4 separate regions of the Mus musculus genome follow, and all the other regions are linked to region 4. The links are chromatin loops, found by intact Hi-C in ENCODE. Cell type or tissue: gastrocnemius. All regions are shown on one strand. Links, peaks and the distances in the headings refer to the core of each region. The heading gives the core; the rest is flanking DNA.

Region 1 (4,462 bases), core at 764-3,263, 350 kb after region 4:
CATTTATAGATAATCATAGTGAATGTGCTCCTGTGCTTTTCCCCAAAAGGTAGTATAATTCATATTTTGTCATTTTGTTGGAAAGAGCAGAAGAAATGTTTAGTGATAAATACATCTTTTCTTACTTTTGTGTATTATGGTTGTTTCCACTTGTGCCTCTTAGAAATAATATAGTAAACACATAATTGGATCTGTTTACATTTATTTTGTATGTATCAGTACAATACAGTACTTAAAAATCATATTTACAAAGTTAAGCAACCATTGTAACTCTCTAATTTCAGAAGATTTCATCACCCTAACACCACCACCAAAGAAACCCTGTGTCTGTCAGTACCAGTTCCCAATCTCCCTTGTACCCTTCGCCCACAAGCATTCATGTACTGTCTGCCCCAGAATTTGCCTGTTCTGGGTATTATATATAATGTACTGGGTGTTTTATAAGTATAATAATATTAATGTCCTGTGTGTCTGACTTCTTTCACCTAGTGTAATGTTTTCAAGGTCCCTCCATGTGACAGCATCAGCACTCCTTTTTACAGCTGAGTGGTGACCCCATATGATGGGGTAGCACTTAAAGAGGAACCAGGACTCATCCATCCGCTCGCTGCTGAATGTTTGGGTGGCTTCTACTTTTAGCTATTAAGGTGGTCATCCCTAAGAACATAGTGTACTGTTTTGTGTGAACATAACGCTTTGCTTGTTTTGGGCATATACCTAGGAGTGGATTTAGTATGTTGTATGGTAAGTCTGTTTAACTTTCGGAGAAGCTGCCAGGTTATTTGTACATTCAACCATATTGGCGGGCTGTAGTTTCTAATTCTCTTCACAAGCATTGAATAGTTGCCATTTTGATTATAATGGGAAATTGCATCTCTTTATGATTTTTTTGATTTGTACCTTGGTGGGTAATGATGCTGAGCATAGTTCCTTATTTTATGTGTATGGGTGTTTGGCTATATATATATATTCACACACAAACATACACACATATACATACATACATACATGTCACTCATACACACACACACACACATTCTGAGTATGCCTAATATCCATGTAGAACAGAAGAGGGAATTAGATCCCTTGAAACTGGAGTTATGAGCCACCATGTGGGTACTGGGAATTGAATTTAAGTTCTGGAAGAATAGTCAATGCTATTAACCACTGAGCAATCTCTCCAGCCCCTGAATATCTTTTTGTGGCAATAAAAAGTGACAACAACCCAGGTGCCTGAGGGGTGGACTTAAAGCAAAAACAAAACTGATATCTATATTGGAACATTACTCAGCCATTAAAAGAATGAATTGGTGATACATGCTATAACATGACTAGACCTTTTTTTTTTTTGCTCAGTAAAGCCAGTTACAAAGAATTTCATACTCCATTTATTTGACATTCCAAATGTGGCATACCCACAGAGACACCGTCGATGTCGATGCCTGTGATTAAGGAGTCAGGGTAAACAGGAGTGGTGGTCCAGGTTAAGGATTTTCTTTTGGTGATGATGACTGTTATAACATGAACCATCGTGATGTTTGTAAACCACATACATATACTTTAAAAAATTATTGGATTGTACATTAAGAGTGAATTCTGTAGTACATCATAAAAAACAGTTTAAGTTTATGTAGCCTTAAATAGTTTATCTTTTTCTTCTGATAAGAGTAAATTAAGGGGCTGGAGAGATGGCTCAGAGGTTGAGAGCACTGGCTGTACTTCCAGAGGTCTTGAGTTCAATTCCCAGACATCACATGGTGGCTCCCAGCCATCTGTAGTGAGATCTGGCGCCCTCTTCTGGCATGCAGGCATACATGCAGGCTGAACACCGTGTACATAATTAATAAATCTTTTTTTAAAAAGACTAAGACGGTTTCTTTTTTTCATCAGCAGCAACATTCTCAGTTCCTCCTTGCTTTTTATTCTTCCCCCTTAACATCTTTAGATTTGCCCTTGTTGGTGTTGGATCTGAAGCATCTTCCAAAAAGTTAATGGATCTTTTGCCTAAAAGAGAACTTCATGGTCAGAGTCCTGTTGTAACTCCATGCAATAAGCAGTTCCTGAGTCAATTTGAAATGCAATCCAGGAAAAGTAAGCGAATCTCTCAGCAGCCTTTAAAACGTATTTAAGCAGTGTTGCTGGCATTTATTAAATATGATACTTAGGAAGTCATGTTACTATTTAATTTTTCATGAACTTGATTTAATCATTGGTTATGACTATGGGCTAATACTGGAAACCCACTCCCATTCCAGTTTTTTCTAGACAGACCAATCAGTATGCAGCAGTTTGACAGCTCTCTGGTGCTGGCATTCTTGTCCTGCCACTCTCATCTTGGAGAACGGAAGCTGCATTCTAACCCTTAGAGGTGGAGCCTCTCTATGTACTATACCTTCTGATGGGGAGAAGCTAATGAAGTAGTCACTGACTTTTCTGCTTGCTCCCAAGACCTTTACTACTTGGTAGAATAAATGTAGAAGGAAAGGCCTTGTTATTAATAGAAATTCGAGTGGTTTTTGTTTTAATTTTTTTGGCATTTAAGATTTAACTGAAAAATTTATTACACGGCATAAAATAATCTCTTATTGAAATGAAGATTTCTGTTGAAGGTTTTCTGTTTTGGCCTTTGTAGAGTACTGGTATTTTAAAAGCGACTTGTTTATTTCTCAGTAGAAATACATTTAAACTTGACTATTTTAAGACTAAGCGAGTATTTAAATAAATGTGAATGTTTTCCTTGCCAAGTACTTTACATAGGTCTGAGGCATCCATAAATTGATGAATAGTATGAAGAACTTAGAAATATCTTCTAACAACAGTGGTTACAATTCAGGAAACGTTTAATAAGTGCTACTTATGAGTGTTTGGATGTTTGCAGCTACACAGTCAGGACAGATGTCTGGGGAAGGGAAAGCCGGTCCTCCAGGAGGCGGTTCACGCGCAGCGTTTCCTCAAGGTGGTAGAGGACGGGGCCGGTTTCCAGGGGCTGTTCCTGGTGGGGACAGATTTCCTGGGCCAGCAGGACCAGGAGGGCCACCTCCACCTTTTCCAGGTAAAACTTTTTTAAGTTTATCATGGAGAAAAACATGTCTGCCTAATACCTTTTTTCCTTTCTCTCTTTTTCAAGTAATGCATTATTAATGTGACTCACTCTCCTTGTTATGCTATTTTTGGAACCCAGGAAATTTGATCAAGCATCTTGTTAAAGGAACTCGGCCTTTGTTCCTGGAAACTAGGATTCCATGGCATATGGGGCACAGCATAGAGGAAATACCCATTTTTGGCCTAAAAGGTCTTTATTTTTCTCCAAACTTGCTTGACTTTATATATAGAATATTTACATCCGTCTTATTTTCTTACCTCTTAAAAAATCCTTTCAAGACCATTTTCCCTGTTTCACTTTCTAGCTTGGCATCAGAGTAGACTGTAAGGTGGGTGAGAAATGTGTATGGTGAAAGATGGAAACTCTAAGTGTTAAAGTCTTAACAGGATTTTTGTTTTAGTGATTTTCCTTAATCATAATTTACACTAGTTAAATTTGTAAGGATATTCTTTATCTTTGTAGTTATTAGAGCATTATCCTATGGGTTTCATTCAAAGAGCGAGTCATGGTTTATAAGTTCTGTTTTAGAAATATATTCTTTACATGTAATAGTTAAATATCTTTATTGAAGTGATTTTTTTTTCCTTTTCTCTATTTTATAGCTGGACAAACTCCACCACGTCCACCTTTAGGCCCACCTGGCCCACCTGGTCCACCAGGTCCTCCACCTCCTGGTCAGGTTCTGCCACCTCCTCTAGCAGGACCTCCTAACCGAGGAGACCGCCCTCCACCACCAGTTCTTTTTCCTGGACAACCTTTTGGGCAGCCTCCGCTGGGTCCACTTCCTCCTGGGCCTCCACCTCCAGTTCCAGGCTACGGCCCCCCTCCAGGTCCACCGCCTCCACAGCAGGGACCACCTCCACCTCCAGGCCCCTTTCCACCTCGCCCACCAGGTCCACTAGGGCCTCCCCTCACACTTGCTCCTCCTCCACATCTTCCGGGACCACCTCCAGGTGCCCCGCCACCAGCTCCACATGTGAATCCTGCTTTTTTTCCTCCACCAACTAATAGTGGCATGCCAACATCAGATAGTCGAGGTCCACCACCAACAGACCCATATGGCCGACCTCCCCCATATGATAGGGGTGACTACGGTCCCCCTGGGAGGTAAGTTAAACATGTCGTACTGAAACTCTTTAGTCAGTAAAAGATAAAGTACTGTGAAGTCTTCTATATTTTAGAAATGTAGTTTCTGTCCTGTAGAAAGATCAGATTTCTAAACTGCAAAAGATTTCAGCCAGAAGACAGTGAAGAAGGGAATTTGATCTGAAAGGGAAAATAGCATTCTCTAATCTGGAAAACTGTCTCTAAAGCAAATGCCAAAAGCTGCTTATGTGGAGTTGTTTACATTGTTACTAA
Region 2 (4,247 bases), core at 1,748-4,247, 490 kb after region 4:
TGCTGGGATTAAAGGCATGTGCCACCACTGCCTGGTTGAAAATCATTTCTTGATGTTATTTTCTCAGCACAACAGAAAAAAGCGAAGTCTAAAGTGAAAAGTGAAATTCCCATGATGCCCTTTTCACTCCGTGCCACCTCCTCCCCTCCCAATCTGCTGCAAGATAGCAATTCAGAAGGCACATTGTGCAGAGAGGATTGTCTGATCCGCGGGGCACAGATCCATGGCATGCTTTCAGGCTTTCAAGGGGGAGCTATTTTCATTACTATTACATAGGCAGACTTTCAAAGACCCAAGTGTCACTCTCAGAACTCAAAATGTTTCTGGCTAGTGAAAAAGAAGAAGTGTTCACTGGGAACCCTTGTTAAGATGATGTCTGCAAACCATCTCCACTGTACAGTGTTTTGTAGTGGAGACACTTAAAAACTATTGCTCTTCAAAAATTTGATCTATGCATTTATTTATGAATGTATTTATTTATTTATTACAGTAGTGTGGACCACACCTTTTATTTTATTCAATTACAAATTGTAACCATGACGATCGTTTGACAGCGCCACATCATCCGGGGTTTGTTCAGTGAGACCCTGGAAACTGCCTTCCCTGGAATTTTTGCTATGAGCGCCTCTTTCTCTGAGCACTTCTTGCATTTCTGGCTGTTTGACTCATCTCGTTCTTTTCCTGCTTTAGATCGGGAATAGCCATTTCTCCAAGGAGTCCTGGTTTCTTATAATAAATAATGATGTTTTAAAAATAAGTTCTTGGGGTGGGGGAGGCTCCGAGGACACACACACACACACACACACCATGGCATGCTCCCCACTCGTACCCCAAGATAAATGGAAAAAAAATACCTGGGACTCAGATGTCATTACTTCCACGCCCTATTGGTGGGGAAACCTAGAGGATACAGACATTTGCACTACACTTATCCCCAAGTCTTTTGAATTGAAAATACATCTATACCAATACCTCCATCACAGAATTCATTCTAATTTTTTTCCTTTTCCATCACTTAAGTTTCTTCTCAATTATCAATGTGCCATAATCGATATCCCAACATGACCCTGCTGTATAATAGATACCCTGCCCTCAGGCTCCTCCGTCTCGGTGGGTAGGGGGCTGCATTTTCCTCCATTACCTATGTCCCTTCTCTGAGGCACTATGCCAGGGATTCTCAACCTGGAGGCCCAATGACCCTTTCACAGGGGTTATATGTCAGATATTCTGCATTTCAAATGTGTTCATATTACTATACATAATGGTAGTAAAATTAGTTATGAAATTGCAACGAAAATAACGTCATGGTTGGGGTCACCACAGCATGAGGGGCTGTTAAGAGGCTGCCACATTAGGAAGGCTGAGAAGCACGGCACTATGCCAAACCTCTGTCCTGAGAGGAAGGAGGGCTCATGGTTGGTTGGTTCACTGTGCATCTTTCCTTTTTGAGAAAGGGTCTCCCTGTGATGCTCAGGCTGGCTAAAACTTTTTATCGTTTAGTTGTTTTGAGCCCACTCCATAACCTAGTCTGGTCTTTGAACTCTCAGCAAACCTCCTGCCTCAGCCTGTTGAGTGTTGAGGATACAGTCCTAGTCCACCATGCCCAGCTTGGCACTTCCTATTTAGCTCAGGCTAGCCCTGAACACTTCTGACCTCTGCCTTTTGAGTGCTGGGGTTATGAGTGGTTACCATCATACCTGGAAGATTTCTTCTCTGTTGTTCCTTTCCACATCCCAGACACCTAGAATAATGAGTGGAACGTGGTAGACTCTCATTACAACACGTTTTTCTTATTCTTCACTCTCCCATGATTCCAGGACAACAGCTTGAAGAAGACTAGGTCATACCTCAGGGCTGTGTAAATGTAGAGCAGAGACCAGCCATAAGAAATGTCACATGGCCTTTCCCGAGGAGGGAAGCAAGAAAAGACCAAAGCATCAACTGGACCAGAGTCCATCTTGGCAAACCGGTGAAACTACTGTGGTTACTCATGAGAGTATGGGTGAGGGGCCCCTCACAGGAACAGGGTTACCTCAAAGGCAACTGCATCACTGAAAAGCCCAGGCCCCAGTGGGTGGTGACTGGACATCCGACAACCCTGAGCTTGCTGGGTGGCTCTCAAGCAGCTCAGTAGGACAGAGTCTCCCCCAGTCAACTCCACAGGATGAGCACAGGCTCTGTCCTAGACTTCTGTCTCCTCCCTTCCCCCAATCATCCCTTCCTGCTTCTTTAACCTTGGGGGGGTGGGGTGGCGGCTCGTGTATCTTGTTAGCTTCAGAACTTCTTGAGCCTGTGAGTTGTTTACTTTCCAAGTCTCAGGAACCTCCTGTCTCCTTCCTGGAGGGAATGTCTCCCTTAGAAGCTCTAAGCTTATATCAGGTGATCAAGGAAGGGGAATGACATTTAGATATCAATTAAGAAACAGAGTTAGGACATACTCAAGAGCTGCCAGGACAACCTCAAAATACGGGATGACTATAGAAACAGCCAAGATTATCAAAAACAGGGGCTGGCAAAAGTAAAGGTACTTGTTATCAAGCCTGATGACTTTAACCAGATCTCTAGGACCCACATTCATTCTCTCTCTCTCTCTTTCTCTCTCTCAATAGATAATACAGTGAAAAAAAATACTTTTATTAAAGATTAGCAAAAATTGGGGGCTTAGTGGTTAAGAGCACTAGCTGCTTTTCCAGAGGACCTGAGTTCAATTCCCAGCAACCACATGGTGGTTCATAACCAATCTGTAGTGGGATCCGCTGACCTCTTCTGGTGTGTCTGAAGACAGCTACAGTGTACTCCCATACATAAAATAAATCTTTTCTTTAAAAATTAGCAAAAATTGATTGACCATGCTGTTAAATTCGCTTCTCGGTCTCCTGATTATTCTCATTGATTAGTGCTGTGCCCAGCCTTCATCAGAGAAGTTTATTGCAATGAGCAGTGGTTAATGCAGAAACCCAAAACTAGCCAAAACGCCCAGGAATAAGAGATGGTGGTGTGCTTAGCACTATTCGGGACAGTTGTACCACTCCTTCCAAGATTGGGGAATATTTCAGGGTATAAAGAGCCAGAGAATGGAGAGACATGTATCAAAAACGACACCTTCTGGCCACAACGTGGCCATTGCACTCATGAACTTACTGCAGCTGCGGTTATCTGCATAGGACCTGCGATTGCATGTTAACATTTCAACATGGATGGCGGGAGGGGTCCAGGGGCCTCACCCTTCCCAGAGGGACTATTGAAAATTCATGACTGTTTGGGAAAGAGATGCCATTTTCTTTAGTAAGGTACCACTGATAAATTACTCTTGCTTCGGTAAAGAATCCCACATCCATAGTAGGACAGGAAACGCCAATTAAAGCCAATAGGTCACGAACTAAGAGGGCATGAAAGTAGGAGGGGGGCTTGTTGGAAAGAAGAGTTCCAACTGGGGAAGGGTATGAGAGAGAAGAATGGTGAGTGAAAATAAGAACATGACCCTCTTAGGCATGGTTTAGGAGGTTTTTACTGTAGATAGGGAGAAAACAGATTCCCGACGAATCTGGAAAAGTCAGACTGAACATGGCCAGCAGAACAGATTGAGCCATGAAGAGCGGGAAGTGGAGTCATTTCTGTAGTGCCATCATGTTGGCCTTGGAAATCGAACTCAGGTCACAAGGCTTGGCAGCATATTCTTTACCAAGCCCACGCCCAGTTATCTGACCTGCCCAATCAGAAGCTTTGATTCCAGAGTCTATCATCTTGAAGTGTGTGGGGTTATCTCAACCCTAAAGCTACAAACGTTCACCATTTTGGTGCTTCCCTACCCTTAACTTCTGCCTAAAATTTATCCCCATCTCTCTTTATCCGCTGCAACAGCTCATCAGGCTCTTACCGGGGAAGGCTGCAGCCTCGCGCGTGCGCACTGTCTGCCTGAGCCCGTTGCGCATGCGCCGCCGCCCTCCCCCGCCCTTCCGCTCGGCTCTCCCAGCTCGGGGCTGAATGGCCGACCCCGACGCGGCGCGTGTGGAGGAGGTGGCTGTCCGGCTCCCCGAGCCCAGGCGACCCGCCCTCCTCCGGCTCGTGAGGGGAGCGGCTACCCCGCCGGCCTGAGCTCTCTCCCTGGCCGCCGCGGCTCCTTCCCGGGGACAATATGTTCAAGAGAATGGCGGAATTTGGACCTGACTCCGGCGGGAGAGTGAAGGTCAGTGCGCAGGCGCGGCGCGCGGGGCGGAAGCTCGGCGCTCATTGGGCCCCGAGTCCTC
Region 3 (4,462 bases), core at 1,047-3,546, 360 kb after region 4:
ACCCTGGAACTCACTTTGTAGACCAGGCTAGCCTTAAATTCAAAAATCCACCTGCCTCTGCTTCCCAAGTGCCTAGGATTAAAGGCGTGCGCCACCACTGCCGGCTTTTTTTTTTTTTTTAAATAAATTCTTATTTAAACGAATGGAATTATTATGAGGTTTGACTATGATTTTTGGGCTTTTAAGATGTGATGATAAAATTTGCATAAATTTATTTTTTTCTTCATTGTTTCGTGGGTTCTTATTGTAAACCTTAGCAATTTCAACATGACTTTTTTTTTTTTTTTCCATTTAAAGAAACAACAATGTCCACATTGTCAGCATCACTACTCTCCTACTTTGGTGCAATTATTAAATAATCCAAGAATTATTTAAGCATAAGCACTGAACTGCCATGATACTTAAGACTACTGAATACTTAATGGGCAAATAACATTTAGTGTGGGTGCAGTGGGCCGAGGGATGGCTCCCAATGCGGGCAGGAAGGAGCAAGGTGACTAAAGTATTTCATCATGATGGTTGGCTCAGTCTAGGTGGTCTGGGTCCTGGATACATGACTAGGGGCTGCAAGGGAATGAAGAAAGGGCAGACACACTTAGATACAGACAGAATCAGGGGTCTGCTACTCCTGCAACTTGGAACTTCGTGGATGGGTGCAGTCAGCTAGTCTAGATAGGAGGTCTCTCTAGAGTACCAGTTGCTGTTGGAAAAACCTCCCAGAGGAAGTCGCTTCTTTCGTTCTTTCTGCACACCGATCTTTTCTTCATAAACACTCATACTCAGATTCCTCTGTGTAGCTAGCCTCCTCTGTATGGGAATCCTCTTTGCCAGTGTTCAATGGGGTTCAGTTAGGTAGGGCCTTGGAGTTCCCACAGGGCCATGGCAACAATCCGTTCCCTCACCATTCATTCATTAGGCGCTGCCGCTACTCATACCCTAATCAGAATGGCATAAGATTATTTCTGAAATTTTACATTAATAGTTTTTCTACTGGTGGCTTGTAGCTGAAACCATAGAAAGTAAAACTAGCGGTAAAGGAAAGAAAACTGTATTAAATATCTTTTGAAGCTGTACAGTTAACGGACAGCATTAATCCAGTAATTTCTTTTAGAAGACGTGAACGATCAAGAGAACGGGACCATAGTAGATCACGGGAAAAGAGTCGTCGCCATAAATCTCGGAGTAGAGATCGCCACGATGACTATTACAGAGAGAGAAGCAGAGAACGAGAGAGACACCGGGATCGGGACCGCGACCGTGACCGAGAGCGTGACCGAGAGCGAGAATACCGTCATCGTTAGAAGGTGGGCATTCCTTTTTATTATTTTATTTAGTATGTGTGTGTTATTAACAGCAATTATAACTCCAAGGCTGTTGTTTATACAGTAAATATACCTACATTTTAAGTGGTCCAAGTACTTGTTCTGATTTAATCTTCTGGAAGCATCTGAAAACAGGTAAGCCATCACAGGTAAAAGATTTTGACCTTTTCCCCTTTGAATATTGTATTCATGAGTTATTTGTGACTTAGATTTCAGATTGTTTATAGTCTTAAAGCAAGAACAATAATCAAGAGGACTCATTGTGTACTTCTAAAATCTGGAAATTGGGATTCTTGTAATCACATACATTGTTTGCATGTGATTTTAAATATTTATCTAATATTTAAGTGCTTGGATTTTTAAAAATAATTTTTTATTCTTCCTTCCTAGAATTAATTCTATTTGTCCCTGAAACTTTTAAAGAAGATCTAATACTATAGTAGGTTATAAATCAAAAAGATGTTTTTCAGCTGCGAAAGAGGATTTTTTTTTCCCTTTTAGAAATTACTTTTAGATGAGAATTGCTAGCATTTGATTGTATTTTTAAAGGAACACTATCTTTTTAATTTGCAAAGAAGGCAGAAAGTGGGTTTAGGGTTCATATCTAGGAACTTAAAACTGTGCCAAGCCATACATTCCAAGTTAGAAATACGTGGAAATAATTTTCTTTGATGTTTCATTCATAAGCCATAATCATTGTCTTTTTTTTTCCTGTATTTTAAATTTTTCTTGTGTACATTTTTCATAAAGTAGGATGAGTTGTCTGTTTATGCTTCATTTTTACATGTAGTTTCATTTTATATTTGTGAACAGTGTTTACTCATGAAGAGTGGGGACAGAGCACTGTGAATCTTTTGAATGTGGCAGGTTATCAATTCTGTAAACACCTTTGCTCCATATATGAGTTAAAGTAGACTTAACAAATCCTTTATAAGTGTACTTATAAGTAAATATTTTACAAAAATTTACTAAAAATCCAGTTGGAAAATTGTTAATATTTAAATTGTAATTGGCTTTATCATGTATGTAATTCTGTGGCTAGCAGTTTCTTTAATCATCACATACATAACACATATACATACAAACACGATCCCTTTTGAAAAAGAAAAAAAATGTAATTTTTATGAAATACAAGTTTCATGACAGTTTTTGAAGTGAGGAAACCCATTTTAATAGCTTGTCTTACATCTTGAATATTTATCAAAACCCTTTTACTAGTTATATGTTATACTAAAATTTTAATTCTCAAAACATTTCTCTTAGTTTTAAAATTACTAAAGTTGGTACTGTTTGGATATAAACTTTGGATGTTGTATCATATAAATCTAAATAATTTTTAAATGAAGTTCTTTTAGTCCTAGTAAAAATCCCCTAAGGTAGATTGGGATCAAGTTATTACTTAAAATGTCGAAATATCTGTTTTGATAAAGTATTGATTTTTCAAGTGGTATTTTTTGTTTGTTTATTTATTATATAGCTACCAAAGAGATGATAGTGAAATTGGATACATTTTCAGTAACTCAGTGTGTCCATCAAGGGGCCTCTAAGCCAGTTCATATGTAGCCTTAATTAGCAGTTCTTTTTACAGGTCTTCATAAAATTAATCCAGTAAACCAAGTATGCATTGTTAGCTTTACATACTTTGAATTTATACTCCAGTCAAGAGGAATCACCTAAATATATCATTTTGAGTTCATGTCACTCAGACATTAACTACAGTTTCCTATTATGCAGTTTTTTGCAATCGGTGATGTATCATTCCCTAAATCCCATGTTTTGTTTGTACATTAATCAGAATTGGGTTGTAATATTGTTATGTGCCTTTATCCAAGCAAAATTTTACAAAAGCCTTTATAGCAGGGGAAAGATAAAAAAGAAAGAATATGTTTTTCTGGATTACTGTACTTTTGCTATACCAAACGGTATTTATTGTGAAGTAGATGTAAGAGGGTGGGGGTGGGCTTAAATGCATATATTCCGAGTGCAAACCTATCTGCAAATTTTATTATCATTATAAGGTCTGTTGACCTCTTTAGAAGTTTTAAAATATGAGTCCTTTTGAACTTCCTTGTAAATTTTAAATGGAATAAATGGACTAAGAAGTACTTCACCAATAAAGTAAGTGTCAGTCTCTGTATAAGTCACTAATGTACTCTGCTGTCAAGGGATGATGGTGGTAGAGGCAGGTTCTGGAAGCGCGGTGTTGACAGCTGTTAATGTCTGTCCCATCCTAAGTTTCTTGTGTTTGAATTGTTGAGTAATGTTAATTGCATTCTCATTTGAAAAATGTATTAGTTTTTAAAAAAGTTTTCTATATCCGAGTCTAAATAGGTAATAATAGTTCAATGAGAAAAATAACAGCTTTGTAAATTTCAGTGTATAAATGCATTGTGCTTCATATTCTGTAATTTTTGCCTCTATTCTCAGACCACTCTGAGCAAAATAAAAGCTGTAAGGTTTGTTCTCACAGAAATAACGTTACTGTCCAGTTGCAGTGGGAGCTCCTTTCCTTGGTTTTACTGCTCTCATTGTTTAGCATAGTCCCACCCAGCAGTGTGTGTTAACAACCGAGTTCTGTGCCCCGAGGAATAAGGGAAGCACATTCTTTTTCTAGGTGTTTTTTATTCCGGCTCCTCCTCCTCATTTGTGAGATTCTCATGCTCTCAAATGATTACTTTTCCCCTAAGTACTGTGTTTGGAATCTGGGTTATATAACTGTAAGTGTATGGCCGTGTGATTATTTCTGGCACAAATGTCATGAACTTGAATTTAATTACTACACAGGATTTAGAATGTTTTGTGTTTTTTATCCAGATTATTATAGCTTGTGTTAATTTGGGGGGAAGCCCAAAGAAAATCATTTCTTTTATGTTAAGATGTTCCATCTTGTTAGGAGTGTTATGTTGAGGCTTTTGTGAAAATTAAATTCTTCTTCATTGCCTGGTGAATGATAGATAACTGTTAACAAGCTTTCAGAATTTCTTTTACAAGTCTTAGATGACGTGTTGTGACCAGCCTAGCATTCCCACCATGTTTGCTTATGGTTTTCCATTGATCTCAACTGTCCGCTTCACCTCGCTATGCTGACTCTCATTTCTTTTCTACTTCTCATGTTTTTAGTGTGTGTAAAATCTGATTGT
Region 4 (4,168 bases), core at 1,669-4,168:
CAGGTGGCTGATAGGTGTGGGTGAGGGGACAATTAAAAGGTTGTCTTGCAAAGACTCTGGAATGTTAGCGTTGCCCTCAGAAGAGCGGTGATGGCCTACGGCAGTCTCAGTCTGAGCAAGGATCTTCAGCCTCCAGAGATGTGAAATGGCCTCACGTAGACTGTCTCAGGCAGACACGAGCCAGCAAATACTGCCACTGCCTGCTGTCTGCCGCGTAGTAGTGTAGATATTAGTACATATATTACAAGGGGGATGATATTCAGGGTGACACCTGTGTCTGCCCTCCCTCTAAGACGCCATCTCCAAATATGACATGGAGTCTGTTTTGGGGAGACATCCTTTGGTGTACCTTTGTATACACGGTAAACTTCGAGTACTAAATCTTTGAGAGACTGAAGATTGAAACCAGGAACTTACAGGGTAAGCACACTAATCATAACCATAGGTGTTACCAGCAAGCCTTTGTGAGGATGAAATCCCCCATCCCCACCCCAATGTTTTGTTTTGAAGTGTATTTTGATATATAGTCCAGGCTGGTCTGTGTTTTACTTAGCCTTGGTCTCTTCTTCTCACCTCAGTCTCTCATTGCGCTGTTACAGGCATGTGACATCACACCCAGTTTGTGGCTTTCACTCATCCAGTGTTAAGTATAGAGTCCGACAATCAGAAATCTAGCTGTATTTGGTTTGATAAAGGCATGATTTAAAAGCCACACGGAAGTCGGGTGGTGGTGCCGCACGCCTTTAATCCCAGCATTTGGGAGGCAGAGGCAGGCAGATTTCTGAGTTCGACCAGCTTGGAAAAAAAAAAAAAAGCCACACGGAGTTCCTGAGGCTAATAATGTAATAATGCTGGGGAGTTATTTTCATCAGGATCTCGTTATCTTGGCTGGCCTCAATCTCACTGTAGCTAAGGATGACTTTGAACTTGTTTTTTTTTTTTTTTTTTTTTTTTTTGGTTTTTTCGAGACAGGGTTTCTCTGTATAGCCCTGGCTGTCCTGGAACTCACTCTGTAGACCAGGCTGGCCTCGAACTCAGAAATCCACCTGCCTCTGCCTCCCGAGTGCTGGGATTAAAGGCGTGCGGCATCACGCCCGGTTTTGAACTTCTGACCCTCCTGTCTTCACCTCCAAAGTGCTGGGATTACACAAGTGCAGCATCATTCCCACAGGTGCTGGGGAGGGAACCCAGGGCTTTAAGCTAAGAGTGCATGCCTGCTTGCCTTTTGCCCTGTCCTCCCATCCCCCCATCCTGCTCATGCCCCAATCCCATGAAACTGCACACAAGCCCAATTGGGCTACTTCATCTCCCAAGGCTTGGGTTCTGTGAGACAGGTTCTCTGTGTGCAGCCCTGGCTGATCTGCAGCTCACTGTGTGGACTCGTGGACACACTATCTTGAACTCACTTGTCTCTTCGTCTCTACTGCAGGGGTCAAAGGTCTATGCCACCATGCCTGGCTGAAGGTTATTAAATTTAAAATGAATATTCACTCCATTCCTAAGGGGAGAAAGGTTTCTGAAAAGTCCTTAATCACGAACTGTTGGGGAAATGAAGGCTGTCAGTAAGAAGTGGCAAGCCCCAAAGAACGAAATTACCTTTCTCCTTTAGGTAGGTTATCAATGTTACTCAAATTAGCTTTAAATTGCTCAACTCAAGCTATCCTCCTGCCTCAGCTTCCTGATTATCTTTGACTGTGCAAATGTGCCACCACCCCTGGTTTTAAGTCCTTTAAGATCTGGGGCTTTTGCTTTGGGGACCGAGGACTGAACAATGCAGGACCTTCTCGGTGCCACACACCCTCCGTTCTTAGATGTACCTTAAAAGGTGGACCCAGACGGCTGTTGCTCTGTACCTGGGATTACACGCACACCATTATATCTGGCCTTATCAATGCTTTTCTTTGACCTGCGTCCACACTGCCTAAAGCAGCGTCCAGGCCAAACTCCTATACCTTATAATGCTATCTTGGGCCCTCAAGATGACTAACAATTAGAAAGTTTGTAAACACTGGAGTGTATGTGTTGAAAAGGCCAGGCTGATTTCATGACAAGTTTCAAACTGGCAGTTAAGGGGACTAGGCCTAAATCTCTGTTTCCAAGAACTGGGCAATTCCGGGCAAGTCCGGGCCTCAGAAGCTGCCCCGCCTGAGGCAAGGACAATGGGTCAGCAGCAGTTTCCAGACTTTCTCAGCCAAAAGTTTCCAGCCCTCTCACCCCGGGAATGGAATGTCCCTAAAGATGGACCCAATAGATTAACATAGAGGTCACCTATCCCAGAATTCGCTAATATGCTTTATGTCAGGTCTGCAAACTCACTTGGGTGTCTCTATCTTAGTAATGGGGAGAGGAGACACCAGAATGCTGACTTCTGCAGATTAAAACATTCTTTGCGTTTACATACTATGAGCCCAAGGTGTCATGGACCCTAACAGTCTTTGAATTTTTTTTTTTAATTTTAACTTTAATTATGTGTATGTCTGTGCACACAGGTGCGGTTGCTCATGGAGACCAGAAGAGTGTGTTGAGTACCCTGCAATGACAGAATTTGTGTGGCGTGAGTGACTGAAAACCTAAAAAGGAGCTGTATGCACTCTTGACCATGGAGCTATTCATTTTTTATTCATTATTATTTATTCACTTTCCACCCCGCTCTCCGTTCCCTTCTGGGACACCCCCTTCTCACAATTTCCTCCCCGTCCCACTCCACCCTCTCTCACCTTGCCTATTTTTAAAGTCTTAAAAAAAAATCACTCATTTGTATACAACTTCAGCTGCTGGCGGGATGGATTTAAAAATACTACCCAGCTGTTAGTCTTGCTTTTCTTTTGGTAGCAGCAGCAGTCGGATAGGAACTTGCCTAGCGACCATTGCGGTTTCGAGCGGTAAACACAACCGCGCGGCCCCTCCCCACCTCCTGCGCGCTCCGGCACCGGGCGGCCGCTAAGCCCCGCCCCCCGCCTCCTATTGGTCCAGGAGGCGGCGTCGGGCGTGCGCGCGCGCACGCCCCGATGCCCGGATGGCCCGTGGCTTCCGGCGTTCTCTCCGCGGACGGTAGGGGGCGCTCGTCACAGAACTCTGCTTTGTTAACGGGGCCTCCGGGGCCAGCGTAGCCTAGGAGCGGCCGGTGAGGAGCCGCCGCCTTCTCGTCGCTCGAGCTCTGGAGCGACCATGGTCGCTCAGGCCCCGGCCGCGGGGCCTCCGCGCTCCCCGTGAAGGGTCGGAAGATGCGCGGGAAGTAGCAGGTACCCGCTCCGTGGGCGGCGGAGAGTCCCGATCATTCCCTCTTTTCCGCGCCCTCCGGGGCCTACTCGTAACCCGGGCCGGCTCGTGGGGTCGCGGGGCACGAGGCTGGGCGACCGTTTGCCCGCGCTGGGCCCTGATGTCATTCTGCGGCCGGGGGTGTGCGTGTGGGTGGGAGTGGGGGGTGGGGTGGGAGATGGCGCGGTTAGCACGGCGCATGCGCGGGAGGGGACGGAGGGAGGGGGAGGAGGGAAGAGCGGGGGTCTCCCAGCAGGCCCCGCGCGCGGGGGGCCCGCTCCGGGGTCGCGCTGGGCTCGTTGCTGGGGTCCAGGAGGTGACAGGTGCCTGGTCCCGGACTCGCCGGGATGCGGCTTCCGGGACGGGTGGGACTGGGCTGGGCCGAGTTGACTCAGCTCTTCCTGTGGGGCTGGTCAAGTTGGGACACGTCCGGCGTCGGCTGTCGGAGGAGCTAAGTCCTGACATGTCTCCAGCTGGGGTTATTTAAACGCTGCCCCGTTTCCGCAGCCGTCTGCTGGGCGAGCGGGAGACCGACCGGACACCCCTGGGGGACCCTCTCGGATCACCGCGCTTCTCCTGCGGGCCTCCAGGTAAGGGACAGCTCGCCGACGTCGTTTTGCATTTGAGAGCTATTGCCGAAAGACGTTTTCTGTCTCCTTCGTAAATGCATGTATCTATTTGTCCCTTTTCGTAGATGTTTTATAATTTCAAGTTTTTATCGTGTGTGTTGTTGTTTTTTTTCTACTTGTAGGCCAATGTGCAATACCAACATGTCTGTGTCTACCGAGGGTGCTGCAAGCACCTCACAGATTCCAGCTTCGGAACAAGAGACTCTGGTTGGTATTTCTGCCTCGAGTGTGTAAATATAGCTTGTTTTACCAGGTAATCGAGGAAACAAAATTGAAACCTG

Evidence for each region. A loop is a pair of places that touch in the nucleus more often than their neighbours do. Peaks named below come from ENCODE experiments on the same cell type or tissue, not always from the same donor. Only the 100,000 strongest peaks of a DNase experiment are listed, where the experiment ranks them.
Region 1: it touches region 4 in a loop (2.3-fold over the local background); 8 of 42 quality-filtered maps call a loop at or near these places.
Region 2: it touches region 4 in a loop (4-fold over the local background); 2 of 42 quality-filtered maps call a loop at or near these places.
Region 3: it touches region 4 in a loop (2.8-fold over the local background); 9 of 42 quality-filtered maps call a loop at or near these places.

Annotation. Positions count from the first base shown.
Region 1 is chr10:117,360,604-117,365,065 of GRCm38, reverse strand. Cpsf6 (cleavage and polyadenylation specific factor 6) reads left to right here. Exons shown (of 10, transcript NM_001013391.2): 4 at 1,946-2,091; 5 at 2,879-3,052; 6 at 3,706-4,210. Among named protein-coding and RNA genes, the nearest start is that of Cpsf6, 14 kb to the left of the region's middle. In gastrocnemius, for the core only: a CTCF peak has its summit at 1,800 (motif pointing left); a DNase peak (open chromatin) is centred at 1,779.
Region 2 is chr10:117,224,198-117,228,444 of GRCm38, reverse strand. It overlaps Yeats4 (YEATS domain containing 4), which reads left to right and starts at 3,938. Exons shown (of 7, transcript NM_026570.4): 1 at 3,938-4,186. The coding sequence starts at 4,136. Gm31963 (a long non-coding RNA gene) reads right to left here and starts at 3,959. Exons shown (of 4, transcript XR_872061.2): 1 at 3,878-3,959; 2 at 1,698-1,854. In gastrocnemius, for the core only: a CTCF peak has its summit at 3,130 (motif pointing left); DNase peaks (open chromatin) are centred at 3,157, 3,962 and 4,188; H3K4me3 peaks cover 1,104 bases; H3K27ac peaks cover 873 bases.
Region 3 is chr10:117,352,777-117,357,238 of GRCm38, reverse strand. It overlaps Cpsf6 (cleavage and polyadenylation specific factor 6), which reads left to right. Exons shown (of 10, transcript NM_001013391.2): 9 at 1,115-1,304. The coding sequence ends at 1,301. Among named protein-coding and RNA genes, the nearest start is that of Cpsf6, 22 kb to the left of the region's middle. In gastrocnemius, for the core only: no CTCF peak of the experiment used is centred there; no DNase peak of the experiment used is centred there.
Region 4 is chr10:117,709,626-117,713,793 of GRCm38, reverse strand. It overlaps Mdm2 (transformed mouse 3T3 cell double minute 2), which reads left to right and starts at 3,036. Exons shown (of 12, transcript NM_010786.4): 1 at 3,036-3,242; 2 at 3,766-3,848; 3 at 4,010-4,094. The coding sequence starts at 4,014. In gastrocnemius, for the core only: a CTCF peak has its summit at 3,061 (motif pointing right); DNase peaks (open chromatin) are centred at 3,004 and 3,486; H3K4me3 peaks cover 1,944 bases; H3K27ac peaks cover 1,931 bases.